Linked DNA regions of Homo sapiens: region 1 is linked to region 2. Evidence: chromatin contacts called from ENCODE Hi-C or POLR2A ChIA-PET data. All regions are on one chromosome and are shown on one strand. Each heading gives the region's core, a stretch centred on a gene start or an enhancer-like site at or near the end of the contact. The rest is flanking DNA. Distances are from core to core; before and after follow the strand shown.

Region 1 (6,776 bases), core at 3,700-6,199, 350 kb after region 2:
TAACCACATAGACCGAATGACTTTGCCAGTTGACATCAGCCAGTCTTAGTCTTCAGCCATTCCAGTGTCTGAGCAATGGGTATGAAGGTAGAACAGCCATGGTATTAAGGATTCAGGTGACAATGTGGTATACCCTGTAAATCAACCACCACTGTAGGGGGCTGTGCTGCAAAGGGTGGAATTAATGGGTCCTGGAATTGAGGGGTGAATGTGGGAGTGGCCCTGCTTACCATCCCTCCCAGTGACTCACGGTGGATCCTGTTGCTCTCCATCCCCCCAGCAGACTCTGTGGGTCTAGAGGTGCTGGTTTCCAGAGGGAGAAGGCTTCCATCCAGGTATATGATAAGGGCCCATTATACTTTAAGCTGTCATTGCCATCTGTCTCTTCTAGCTCCTTGTACCAAGATATTCAGCAGGCAGGGAAAGGAATCTCCAAACCAGCAGGAGCCATTGGCCCTGATATCAGCAGGATATCAGTGCTGCTGTTATTTAAAGAGGGCGGGAGATAACCTGTTTGGCATTCAGGGGCTACATTGGGGTGTCTCTTGATACTCCCCTGCCCAATTTGAGGTAAATGTACAAATGTAGCAGCTACGGCCAGAGAACAGTGTGGTGACCAGGGGCTCAGTGTCCTCAGTGATGAGGGCTCGAGTCACCCCACCAGACATGTAGGCCAGCAGAAGCGTGGGCCAAGGGTGAGAGGACTCTGGAAAGGATAGTAGAGGAGGGGCAGCGTAAGACTCAGTGGCAGCCTCAAGATCAGAGCAGTAATGGCGATTGGTCCTATTAGTATCCCACTGAGAATTTCCCCAGGTGAAGAGAGCAGCCAGAATAACAGTGAAGTTGCTCCCAGAAAGGGCACACTTGGGCTGTGAAGCAAGTGAACTGGTGGTGCAAAGGGTGTGCTGTCCAGATTTCCCACACAGAACCGAGCTACTTGTCCCCTGACTGCTGGGAGTATTGATGGATGGCCAACGGCTCTCTTCTGAGTCCGTCTATAAAGATTACCCACAGTGGTTGGTGTGGAATACAAAGGCCTGGTTCCTTTGTCTTGATTCAGGACAACCTTGTGGCACATCCCAGCTCCCGGGCTTCCTGTAGGATTCATCTTCTCCTTCTGCCCAATCTTACTCCTCTCACTCCCTTAAAGATGTTATTTCTGAGAGTACTCCCCAGTAAACATCCTGCATACAAATCTCTGTCTCAGAATACGTTTCCTCGACCACCTAACCCAAGAATGATGTCCCAGTCACTGTATGGTGCAAAGCATGCTGAACTCGGCCTTGGAAGCTCTAGGTTCTGGTCAGGGCTCTGCCCTTTCATGGGTTGTCTGGCTGGCCCAGGTTCCCCATGTATGAGTTGGGGACAGCAAGGAAGGAGTTTGGACCAGGTGATCGAAGATCCCTTCCAGCTGTGACTTTTCATATGTGTGAAATGGACAGGGAAGGATGAGTTACATGAAAAGCTGGAATGATCTTTGCGAACCCTTCAGATGTCCTCTACATGTACAGAAACTAAGCATCGCAAGGGTGATGTGATTTTTTTCATGGCTTCCCTGCTAGAAAGCAGCAGAGCTGAGATTTGGACCCAGACTTCAGTCTGCCACGTTGTCTGGGTATATCCCCTTCACCATCTCTGAATCTGTAACATCACTGATTAGGGGCAAGGTGCAACAGTGGGTAGGACAGAATTTGAAGGTTGTTTAGAAGGTTCTGGTCAACCAGCTGCCCCTGCTGCATGTCTCTGGATTCTGTTACCCAGCAGGCAAGGCAAGCAGTCACTACACTGGCAGGGGTCATTCACCCTGAAAACAAGGAGGAAATTCTGCTATTTACTTACCTCAGATTGCTAGGATGTTATAGCCTTTGTCCTAGGACAGTGTTTCTCAAACTTCAACATGCAAATGAATAGCTGGGATCTTGTGAAAATATAGATTCTGATTCAGGAGGTTTGGGGTAGGGCCAGAGAGCTTGTATTTCTAACATGCTTCTAGGTATGGGTGCGGCTGGTCCTTTGACCACATTTTGAGTAGCCAGGGGCTAGAGTGCAGCTCGCAAACTCTGGGTGCCTCAGAAACCCCTGGGAACCTCTTAAAACTACTCATCATCATAGATTCAAATTCAATAGTATAGGATGAGCATCTCTAATTTTAACACACTCTCTAAGTAATTAAGGTAACTGCCAACACTTGACAACTATGGTTCTATAGCAGTGACCTTCACAGTTGCAGCCAACACTTGTGTTCCTGAATAAGCTGAACAGGTATCACACTACTGCTGCATGAGGAAGGAGACACAACTCTAGCCTGAATCACTGGGGACACAGGTGCTGAAATACACTGAGTGTTCAACATGGGCTAGGCACAGATGACCACAGAAAAAACCCCTGGGACTTGCCAAAATTACCCTAAGAGGGTTATAGTTTTATGAAAACAATCAAAATACAGAAATAAAATTTGTGATTACTTATAAAACTTATTTCCAAGGTAGTTGTAACCTGCATAACAAGGAGCTTTATGTCTATCTCAAGGTTGATGGGCAGTCGATGGGTTACTTGTGAGTTACACGTGAGGCCATTTCATGGTTTTTGCAACTCTGGCAAAATTGAGATTGAGATTGTAGACTTGGGATGCAGGAGCTGAGGGTCCTGCTTAAAAACACATTGCTTCATTCCCTGAGCTTCATTCTAGGGCTTGTCCAAGATGCCAATCTAGTTGGCATCAGCATTTTATACATGGCTTTCTTAGCCCATTTAGGGTGTGAATGGGTTCTTCGGTGACATTGGGTGGAGAAAAATAGACCTACCTTCCCTAACTGTCTCCAGGTGGCTCACCTGCTAACCTGCTTCTCAGAAAGACCCCCTTTTTCACCTCCCTGCTCACTACCAGCTGCCTGGCGAATGGACGTCCTCAATGCTTGGTAAGGGAGAAGGTTCTGCTGCCTCAGCACAGGGTGGGTTGGGCATGAGAGTGAGTAATGGAATGTCCCCAAGAAATCCACCCTCCCTGCCAAATGTGCGTGCCAACTTACACCTACGGAGAGTCTGGTTGCCTTTGCTTGTTCATCAGAAGAAAATAAGATGAACCCTGAAGGGAGATGCTGTTGGCAGGACAACCACCATGGCAGGCGTGGACTTCCCACAGGGCCTCTCAGTGCTAGGGGCTGGGGAGAGCAGTGCTGTCCTCAGGCAACCGACCTAGGACCTGCTACAGAAAGCCTCCTCTACTTGCTGGATTTACAACCCCAAGCAATTACTGCAAGTTGGGATAGCACAGGAGTGCAAGAGGCCTTCAGCACAGGCAGCCTGCAAGGAGAATGGAAGGCAAAGGGGTGGATTAATGGAGCCGAAGTCAGCCAGGACAGCAGGACTGGCCCCGTTCTCTAATGAGAGAGGTGGCCCAGATGCCTGTGGACAAAGCTCCGTGGATGGGACCTGGAAGCAGAATGGAAGGCCTGGGTTTTGCTTTATGGCCACCTTTTTTTTGAAGTGAAATGATGAGATCTCTGGACTCTTCTCTTTCTCTCCCCCCGCATCTTTTCAAGGCATCTTTCCTCCTGGTACTCACTGGCACATCCCCCACAGTATTACTCCTTATACTTCAGCTGAGCCCCTGCTACTTTCCTTGAAGATTTTTGTCCTTTATGTTCTATTCTCTTGTCATCAGGTTTGTTTTATGAAATAAATTACCTAATGAATTAAATAACCATCGACCATGGACTTAATTTTTGCTATATACCACTCTGGGGATTAAATGACCTCATTTAATCCTCAAATAAGGATTTTCCTATGAGTAAACACTTTTATTCTGGCCATTTTACAGATGAGGAGGATGAGGCAGACTGGTTATGTGACGGTCTGTGGCTGTGGAGCCTCCTCTGGTGGAAATCGTGGCACTGGTTTTCCTGTCCTTAGGCTGTAAAGTTGCAGCTCCACTCTCAAGTTTCTTTTTTTGGGGGTGGGATGAGAGCAAAGATAAGTAGAGTTCACAATTGAGTATTTTCTTTTGTTTCAGGAGATAATCATTCAGAAAAATCTCAGGAAACTTTGTCAATTGCAAAAACTGTTGTATTTGTTATCTCATCTGTTTGCTGGTAGTGATTAGAAATAAAACTTTTGAAATATTAAGGGCTGATGTAATTTTTTTGGGGGGGTGTTGAACAGGAAAGAAGATACTAAGCGAGAAACCAGAGAGCTTGTGTCCTTTTCAGTCATTCTTGGGGAAACAGGACCCCTAAGAGAGCAGTAGATGATGACAGCTTTAAAAAGACCAGGAGAGTGGATTTGATTTCTGAGGCCCTTGAGAAGAAATAGGGCATGGGGAGCTAAGTCCCCAGATGCTTAACTAGCAGGAAGTCCTCCAAAAGGCTGCAAGAATTAATCAGGTATTGGCCTCCTTTCAAGAGACTTGGGTTCTAATAGGGGAGCTAACATTTGAACATATACAGCTATACTACAAAGGATAATGTGGAAGAGAGAGGGGACTGTAGCTGGGATCATAGTGGGTGAGATCAGCAAAGCAGTAGTGAAGAAAACTCTGTTGCAAAATTTCTACTGCGGGCAAAGAGAAAGAAATCTGAAATGCATAAATTCGATCCAGCCTTTACTTGGCGTGGGAGAAGTCTGTGTTGGGTCTAGAACGGGGCCGCTGTGTGACCTTGAGCATGTCTCTTTACATTCAGATCCTCAGCTGAACGACAAGCCTCTAAGGCTTCCATCTGTTCTAAGCTGGAGGGGAGAAATGAAACTGTAAGAAAGGAGAAGGATGCGTGCTGCAGGGCTTGTCCAGGGTTTTCCTGGGAGAGTCACTGGTTCACAGTGTGACATGGGGTATCGGTACGAATTTCATAGGTGCCATTTTCTCCCCTCGCTGTGGAGAGCGGATCTCTTTAGGCACTGAGCCGCTTAGAACATCACTGCGGTTTTCAAAGAAATATGGTCTTGCAGTCCAGAGACAGGAGGTGGCGCTCTTTCTCCTGAAACAGATTGATGTCTGCAGCTTGGCTTGCAGACTGTGCGGGGGATGCAAACTGAATAAGATCTCTGCAGTCTGAAGGCATCCAAGGAGACCTGGGCAAAATGGCTGGTCAGGACTGCCTGCCAAGTATAACTATTCCCTCACTTGAATGCGCCCTAGAGGCGCCAGCTGTGCTTGGGCTGCAGCACCGACCAAGGTGAACACACACAGCCTCCTTTCCACAATTTTACCGTTAAGTTGCTGCATTTGCAAAGGAAAATCTTCATTGTCACAAATGATGACTGTATCTGTCTGGGCTTTAGATTGTGATAGGGAAGAGCCTCTCCATCTCTTTTGTATGATAAGTATACTTATCACTTATTACATGGGAAGGTGAGCGGTCCAGGGTCCTCCCTGCCATTTTAGGTGAGACAGCATCCCAGGAGAATGAAGAAAAAAAAAAAAAAGGAAAAAAAAAAAAGCAGGATCTGGGAGAATGTCTTACCTGGAGGACCTGGCTTTTACCTGGGAGATGTTGCAACTTCTCAGTGAGGAAAAACCTGACATTAGCTCTCCTTTGAAGACATTAAAGAAAAGCAAAAACAAAACAAAACAAAAACAAACGAACAAACAAGAAAACAAAACCAAACAATTTCATAATGAAGTGAAAAGATCACTGGATTGGAATTCAGGAGTCTAGTAAGGCCACTTACTGGCTGTGAGACTTAGTCAGGTCACTTACCTCTGGTCCTCAGTCTCACTTTGATTTTCAGTAGTTATTGATTACTACTGAAAATCAAAGTGAGAAAATTACTACTATTGATTCAGTAGTTATTGATTAATATCTCTTCCAGCACCACATTACATAGCATGTATATGTGTGTGTGTGTGTGTGTGTGTGTGTGTGTGAGAGAGAGAGAGAGAGAGTGAAGAGAGAGAGAAGAGAGGCAGGCTATCAAATAGAATAGCTTTTGGGGGGAAATTTGTATAAGGCAAGACAGAAACATACATTATTGGGGACTGAGGAAAGCCTTTCACTTTAATTTCCATTTCAATCATTGAAGCTCATAGTGACCATGCCCAGTGAAAAAGCCATGCCATTTTCTTCTTCTGGGAACTGAGATAGATCCCTCAGAAGTATCACAATCAATATATACATATGTACCTATGATCTCCATTCAGTTGCTAGAACGGCTGTGTGCCTTCCATCGAAGCCTCTCTTCTGGCTTCTGAGGTGGGGGGCAACTTCAACAAATCAGGTTCCAATGGGGAGAGAGAGGGAGCTCTTCCTTTGCTCCTGGGGCACTGGAAGCATGTGGTAGAGGTGAGGAGGGAGGAATCATGGTGGGGGCAGGAGGTGGTGTTCCAGGGACATGGGAGGAAACTGCAGTATTGCACTCCTACTTGATGGGCTTGGCCATTCATCAGCCATCACCAGCTGTCAACATGAACTGAGAACCTCCTGTGTGCAGGCTAGGCACTGGGGATGCCTCTGGAACCCCACGCAGTCTTTGCTGTCAAGGAGCTCACTGTCTCATCAAAAGAGAATAGATAGAGTCTGTTTTCCCTTTAGCCTGAACAAGCACATTTAGGCCCTAAGGGCTCAGAGGGCTCTCCTTCCCAATCTTCCTACCCCCTTGCCCAAGGTTTGGCTAGACACAGTCAGTAATAAAAAGGATGCTTTTCAGACCAATGGATGCAGCTTTGCATGTGCTTTGCCCAGTATGCAGATGGCTGCCAGGCCGCCCTATTGAGGATTCTGTTTGCGGGAATGTGCTCTGTTTCCTTAACTGTAGGCTTTGGGGACCAGAAGTGGCCAGGG
Region 2 (5,795 bases), core at 852-3,351:
GTGCTTCACATTCATTAAGTCTCTCAATTCTCACAGCTGCCCTGTAATGGGGATTAGTACCCCCATTTCACAGATGGGGAAAGTTGAGGGTTTAGGAGGAGATCATGCAACTTGCTTGAGATAACACAGCTCTTAAAAAGCCAACTGGAGACTGAAGACCAGGCAGGCTGACTGCAAGGCCCCTCTGGGTCAGTGGTTATTATCATCACAATCATTTCTCATTTTAATTTTGCAAAGGCTTTCACTCACTTTCAACCCCCTAATAACACCGTGCGGCAGAGAGAACAGGAACTGACAGCCCCATTTTGTAGAGGAAGAAACTGAGACACAGGAAAGCTGAAAAGTCAAAGCCACGACTGGAAACCCAGACTTATGATTCTCACCCCCCACCCACCGTGGGAAATGCCCCTCCGCCAGCTCTTGAGCCTGCACAGGGGAAACGCGACACGGGGGAAACGCAACACAGGGAAAACGCGACAGGTGAGAGGCTTATAAAGCACGCAGGTTACCTGAGTCCTGGGAGCAGCTGAAGCCAGTGTCCCCCGTGCTGCTGCTGTGCCCCAGGGGCTGTCCACCTGCCATGAGCGCAGTGAGGTGTGGGGACAGGCCCAGGTCTGAAAGACAAAATTGGCATTGACAACACAATCACACTCTGCAAGGAGGGGCCCCAGCCTCCGTTTCCCCACAGACCCATCTCCTGCCCTTCTGTTCGCCCTTGCAAAACTCACTCTCAACTCCCTGAAAGACAGGAGAGCTTAGCTGCTCCCTCCTGGCTCGCCCCTCTTTTCTGTCCCACTGTGTCAGCAGCACTCACTGGGTTCCCCCAAAGGGGAAACTCTCCTGACAATGTCAACCACCACCAAGGTGATGACAGAGGGCCAGGGAGCACAATCAAAAAGGCAGGCAGGAGGGAAAATGTGAGGTGAGAAGATCTTCCCGTTAAAGATGGAGGGTTCAACCCCACATTCACCTCCTGAAATCCTACTTGAATTATCAAAGAGGGATTTTTAAGAGGCTTACACCCCAAAGGAAGGAGAGAATTTTTGTAAGCTGGAAAGCAGATGGTTGAGAGTGATGAGCTGACCCGGAATAGAGAACTGAGGTTGGCAACGGGGAGGTTTGGGAGAGGCAGGCTTCACCAGGCTCTGAAAACTCAGGAACGGGGTTGGGGGGTAGGGGGCCAGGAGCCACTGCTCTTCTCCAGGCTAGGCCTCGGGCGCCAGACCCCAGTGTTGGTAGGAGAGGAGAGAGAGTGAGCCCCGGGCACAGCCGCGGCAGAAGCGACCCAGTAAAAACTGAGGGTATTGTGGAAATTTACATATTAAGTAGTGGGACCCTGGCCCCTTGTCCCACTTAACCTGGGCTGGAGACTGCAGAACTCTTCCCTGGGAAAATCCACCAAGCCTAGAGGAAAGACTCACAGGCACTGAGAGTCAGGTGCCTGTGAAATGGCCCTGCCAGACCAACCCACAGTCAGGAAGCCTGCCTGCATCCCACCACCCAGGGCTTCCCTGTGGTTTTCTAGGCCCTCGTTATTAGAGGTGAAGGGGTGCCCAAGGATCACTAGACATTTAAAGGAAGGTACTAGCGTGAAAGACAGAGATGGGAAAAAAGAAAAGAAAAATGGACCTCAGAGGATTCAATGCAGGGAGCTTAAGAGAGCAAAAAATATTACAATGGGTCATCCTCAGAATGTTAGGAAAATAAAAAAAAGAGCTGCAGGCTATGAAAAAAGGAACATGGAGATAACAAAACGCTCTTAGAAATTAAAAACAAAGCACAAGAAGTCAAACTCCTGGGAGCTCATGAAGAAGATCCACTGCCTGGCAGATTTTGCAATCTGCCATAAAGGACACTCTTGTATTTTATGATACACTCACAGATAGGAGGAGACCTGTTCCTTCATTCTACCCTAATTCTTCAGAGGTTACAAGGCAATAGAATGCACTTTCTCCTTTCTTCCCTGGAGCCAAGGAGGACATGGTGTGGGAAGGCGGGGTGGTCACAGCAGGCTTCTCTCAGAACTTCCCTCTCGCTGCTTTTGGGAATCCTGCTTTTGCAAGGGGACTTCCTCTTGACTGGGGGTTACTGTAGGGAGCTGGGACCAGAAAGGCCCCAATCCTTTCCCCTGCACATGCCCATCCTCCCAAGGTCTCGGCCTGAGAACATGACTGTGTTCAGCAGGAGGCCTGGCTTAGGGAGCAGAGCCTGTGGGGGCATCTCCTGCCAGCTGGGATGGCTGAAGCCGCAGTGGGTTTTGGACACCATCTCTGAGGCTGCAGTGAAAGCCAGGAACATGTCGGTCTGCACCAGTGGGAGGAATGGTCTGAGCCAGGCCAATGCGGCTCAGCTAAAAGGTCTGGAAACGGGGCAGCCAGGTGGCATCCCTCTCCTCTGTGTTTATGCAGCATTTACCAGCAGAGGGTGGAGACAATTACCCTGAGATTGTTCACATGAAACAATGTATTTACTGGGCTGAGCACAATCCAACCCCTCAAGAAAAAAGCACAAAGGCACAGGCTCGGGGAATCAGGTTTGTGGCTCTCCAGAGGCATGCGGTGAGCAACAGTCACAGTGCTCTGAGAAGCTGAAAGAACAGGGGTGTGATTCTGAGATAAATTTGCAGGTACTTTGAGCTAACTACAAGACCTCTAGATGCCCCCAAGCAAAGGAACTTAGGAAGGCAAGGGAGTAAATCCAAAGGCTCTGGGGTCACCCTCCCCGCCCTCAAGCTAGGCCTTCTCAAGGAAGAACCTGGAGCGAGGTGTTTTCCCCTGGACAAACGTGAGTCAGTGTCCTTCGCAGGAGATAACGGGAAAGGCTCTATGCCCAGGAGCTTCAAGGGTCTCGTAAGGGCGGCGTTTGGAGGGGGTGCCCCCTGATACTGCCTGGGCCACCCTCCCTGGCTGGGGAGAGGGGTGGTGCTCGGGCTCTCCAGCCCTGGCTGGAGTGAAGGTTCTGGGTCGGCCAGCGGAAGGGCAGGTGGAGGGGCTGCCTGCACTTTCTCCTGAAGCCTCTTCTTGGCTCCCATTGCCAGTAGCCACCAGTCAGCTTTGTATTGGTGCTTTACCATCCTAAGACCACCTGGTAGCATTTAGCAATGTCCATGCAGGGCTGACCTATCTGCCACATGGTGGTGCTGCGTGGCAACCTCCAGGAAGTCCAGAGATCTAAATTCCTAAGTGACCTTCCCCGTGGGAATTGGCTAAGGAGACCTTACAAGCAGAAGGTATTTGGTGGCCCAGCGACATTTGGCACCCATGGAAAGCCTAAGATTTTGTACTTCCTCACTTTGGGACAAACAGAATGAGAGAAGCAGAACCACTGATTATGGCTGAAATCTGCTAGATATAAAGGACACACTGTCAACTGCCCAGGAGACTCCTGACATCCAAGTCAGCTGGGAAGCTCCAGAAATGTGTGGGATTCTGCTTCTGCCTTTGCTCATATGCACTGCTTTTAGGAAAGCTTATTCCATTTACTTTGGTTAAACCTTTCCAAGTGCCCATACAAATTGAGAGGAACAGAATCAAGAAAGAGCCTCCAAGTTGCTTCTTGCTGGCTCTGAGACAGATCAGATCATCCTTCATACCTCTAGTTAACACTAAGGTGAGCCAGTGGCAGGGGAAGTGATTAGGGTTTCAGAATCTGCTGCAGATCAAGGCCTTGCCCACAGAGGGTCTGGTCAGCCCTGGCTCAGACAGAGGGACCAGGGACACAAGGCAGAGGCCAGGGCTCTCTCCTGCAGTCAGAAAGCCATGGACAGCGCAGGGTGAGCGGCTGGGCTGGGGCGCCACATTCTGCTTTGGTTCCCAGACTCTTACTGATGCTGCTGCCTCCTCCTGGGATCAGGACCTTCAGGGAAGAACAAGAAGAACCATCCCCCACCCCCACCCCAGCTCCCATTCCTCGGAAAGACCAATAACTTGGAACCCATTCCATAAGCTCTTCAGCCCAAAGGCATCCCACAAGCCTGCTTTCCCTAAATGAAGATGAGACCACCAGCTGCCTGGGATGTGCCAAACCAACCACAGCTGGTGTTTTCCGCCTGTGCTCACAGCTTCACCAGCTCTTCTAGGACACCTGCAAGTGACTTGCATGGAAAATCTTGGCCTCAAAAGCAGGTGTTTCTTTTTGTTCTACGAACCCTTTCCTGCTCCATTTTCTGTCCTCATTTTTTTTCCTTCTTCATTTTAACTTCATTGATCTAGAAAACATCTATTTTTTTTTGCCTAGAAGACAAGTGAGTTTACAAAATCTGGACTAATACATTAATCAGTGAAATGAAGCCCAACATTGAATGGACTCCTGGATCACAGGTCATATGTGAAAATGTGGGCTTGCAACTGGCAGGGGTGAGCATTTCAGTGGTTAAAATACTGAGATACAGAGAAATGTTTTCTCCTATGGTTAAAAGTCCCAGACTTCCTTCCTCTCTTGGAAATAAAACTCCATCAGCCCGTGAAATAAATCAGTGATGCCATTGTGTCTCATCGCCACATGGAAAGGATCTCCTGTCATCATTGCCACTGGGTGTGCATAATTAGAGTCATTTCTTTCACCCTCTTGAGAAGAAAAGTGGAAGAAAGACCTATTTCATGAAGATGAGAAATTAACTAGAGTGGTTTGAAGAGTTGCCCGAAGTCATCTGGCAAGAGATTAGGACTGTAGTCCAAGCTGAATGTTCTCCAAATCTCTCCCAGTGGCTTGGCCAGGTGATGGTCTCCTTTCACCTTGGCCCTAAAAATCCAGCTACTTGACCTCAAAACTACACAGTAAAAATGCTAGAGGCAAGATCCACAAATGTGTCCTGAGTCAGTGGGAAAGGGCCAAAGAGGAAACAGGGTATTTGCATCATCTCAAAGTATCTCCTCAGTTGTATTTATTAATTACAATGGGAAAATCAGCAGCTTTACTGTGGAGAAAGCTGACAGGCACCACCTTAACCGAGAGATCAAGAGCAACACAACTAGCAATAAGGCATATTGGCATATGTGCCCCCTGCTATGATGTACAGGAAGGGCACATCGCCCCTGTGGCATTTTTGCCAAAAATGGATAACCTCATTCTAATCTTGAGAAAGCATCAGATGAACACAAATTAAGGGGCAGTCTACAAAATACCTGGTAAGTACTCTACAAAGCTGTCAATGTCATAAAAGACAAGGGAAGAGTAAAGGATTGTCAAAGATTGACTAAGACAATATGGGATCCTGAGCTGGATCTTTGGACAAACAAAGGACATTAATGAAAAACGGGTGAGATCTGAATCAAGTTGTAGTTAATGGCACTGCCCCAGTGTTAACGTTTTAGAGCTGTGGTTGTTCAAGACAGTAACCCTAGAGGAAGCTGGGTGTGTGGGAATTCTCTGTATTGTTTTTCCAAGTCTTCTGTAAATCTAAAATTATTTCAAAATAAAAAGTTTTAACAAAAAATCTAACCCCTAACTAGAGTAATTCCACTGGGTCCCATCAAAGGTGGTGGGATTGTGTCCGGAAACCTGTGCACACCGGATCAGTCATCAGAGGAAGGAGCAGCCTCACACGTACAAGGCCATGATGCTTCGATGGAAGGCTGAGGTTTGGCATGGACACCCCCGGATTGTCTGGGACCATCTGAGGAGATCACTGATCTGTGAGGAGGAGGAGGATGGTTGAGGAGGAAGACAGCAGCTGAGGTGGGGAGGGGGTGCTGACAAGAGGAAACACTGAAGGAAAGGATGTGGATGTGGCTGTGCCAGGAGAAGGTGGCCTGGTCCAATGCTTGGATTCTTTTTCCTCTAGTAAAGAATATACT

The links. Hi-C counts contacts between places; a loop is a spot of excess contacts on that map. ChIA-PET counts read pairs that join two places held with the same protein, here RNA polymerase II (POLR2A).
Region 1: a loop to region 2 is called in a map of K562, with 2.4 times the contacts of the local background. The contact joins two enhancer-like sites. A Hi-C loop is called at or near these places in 1 of 168 maps with a recorded cell type or tissue (K562). POLR2A ChIA-PET finds 5 or more read pairs at or near these places in 1 of 52 experiments (naive thymus-derived CD4-positive, alpha-beta T cell).

Annotation. Positions count from the first base shown.
Region 1 is chr1:168,434,987-168,441,762 of GRCh38, forward strand. The region is part of intron 4 of LOC125312414 (a long non-coding RNA gene); the gene reads right to left. Among named protein-coding and RNA genes, the nearest start is that of MIR557, 63 kb to the left of the region's middle. RefSeq lists a silencer at 4,953-5,102. Within about 2 kb of position 4,950, at least 3 of the 41 ENCODE cell types and tissues checked have a DNase peak (open chromatin) inside an H3K27ac peak, as active enhancers do.
Region 2 is chr1:168,090,055-168,095,849 of GRCh38, forward strand. It overlaps GPR161 (G protein-coupled receptor 161), which reads right to left. Exons shown (of 6, transcript NM_001375883.1): 4 at 510-614. Among named protein-coding and RNA genes, the nearest start is that of GPR161, 44 kb to the right of the region's middle. Within about 2 kb of position 2,102, at least 4 of the 41 ENCODE cell types and tissues checked have a DNase peak (open chromatin) inside an H3K27ac peak, as active enhancers do.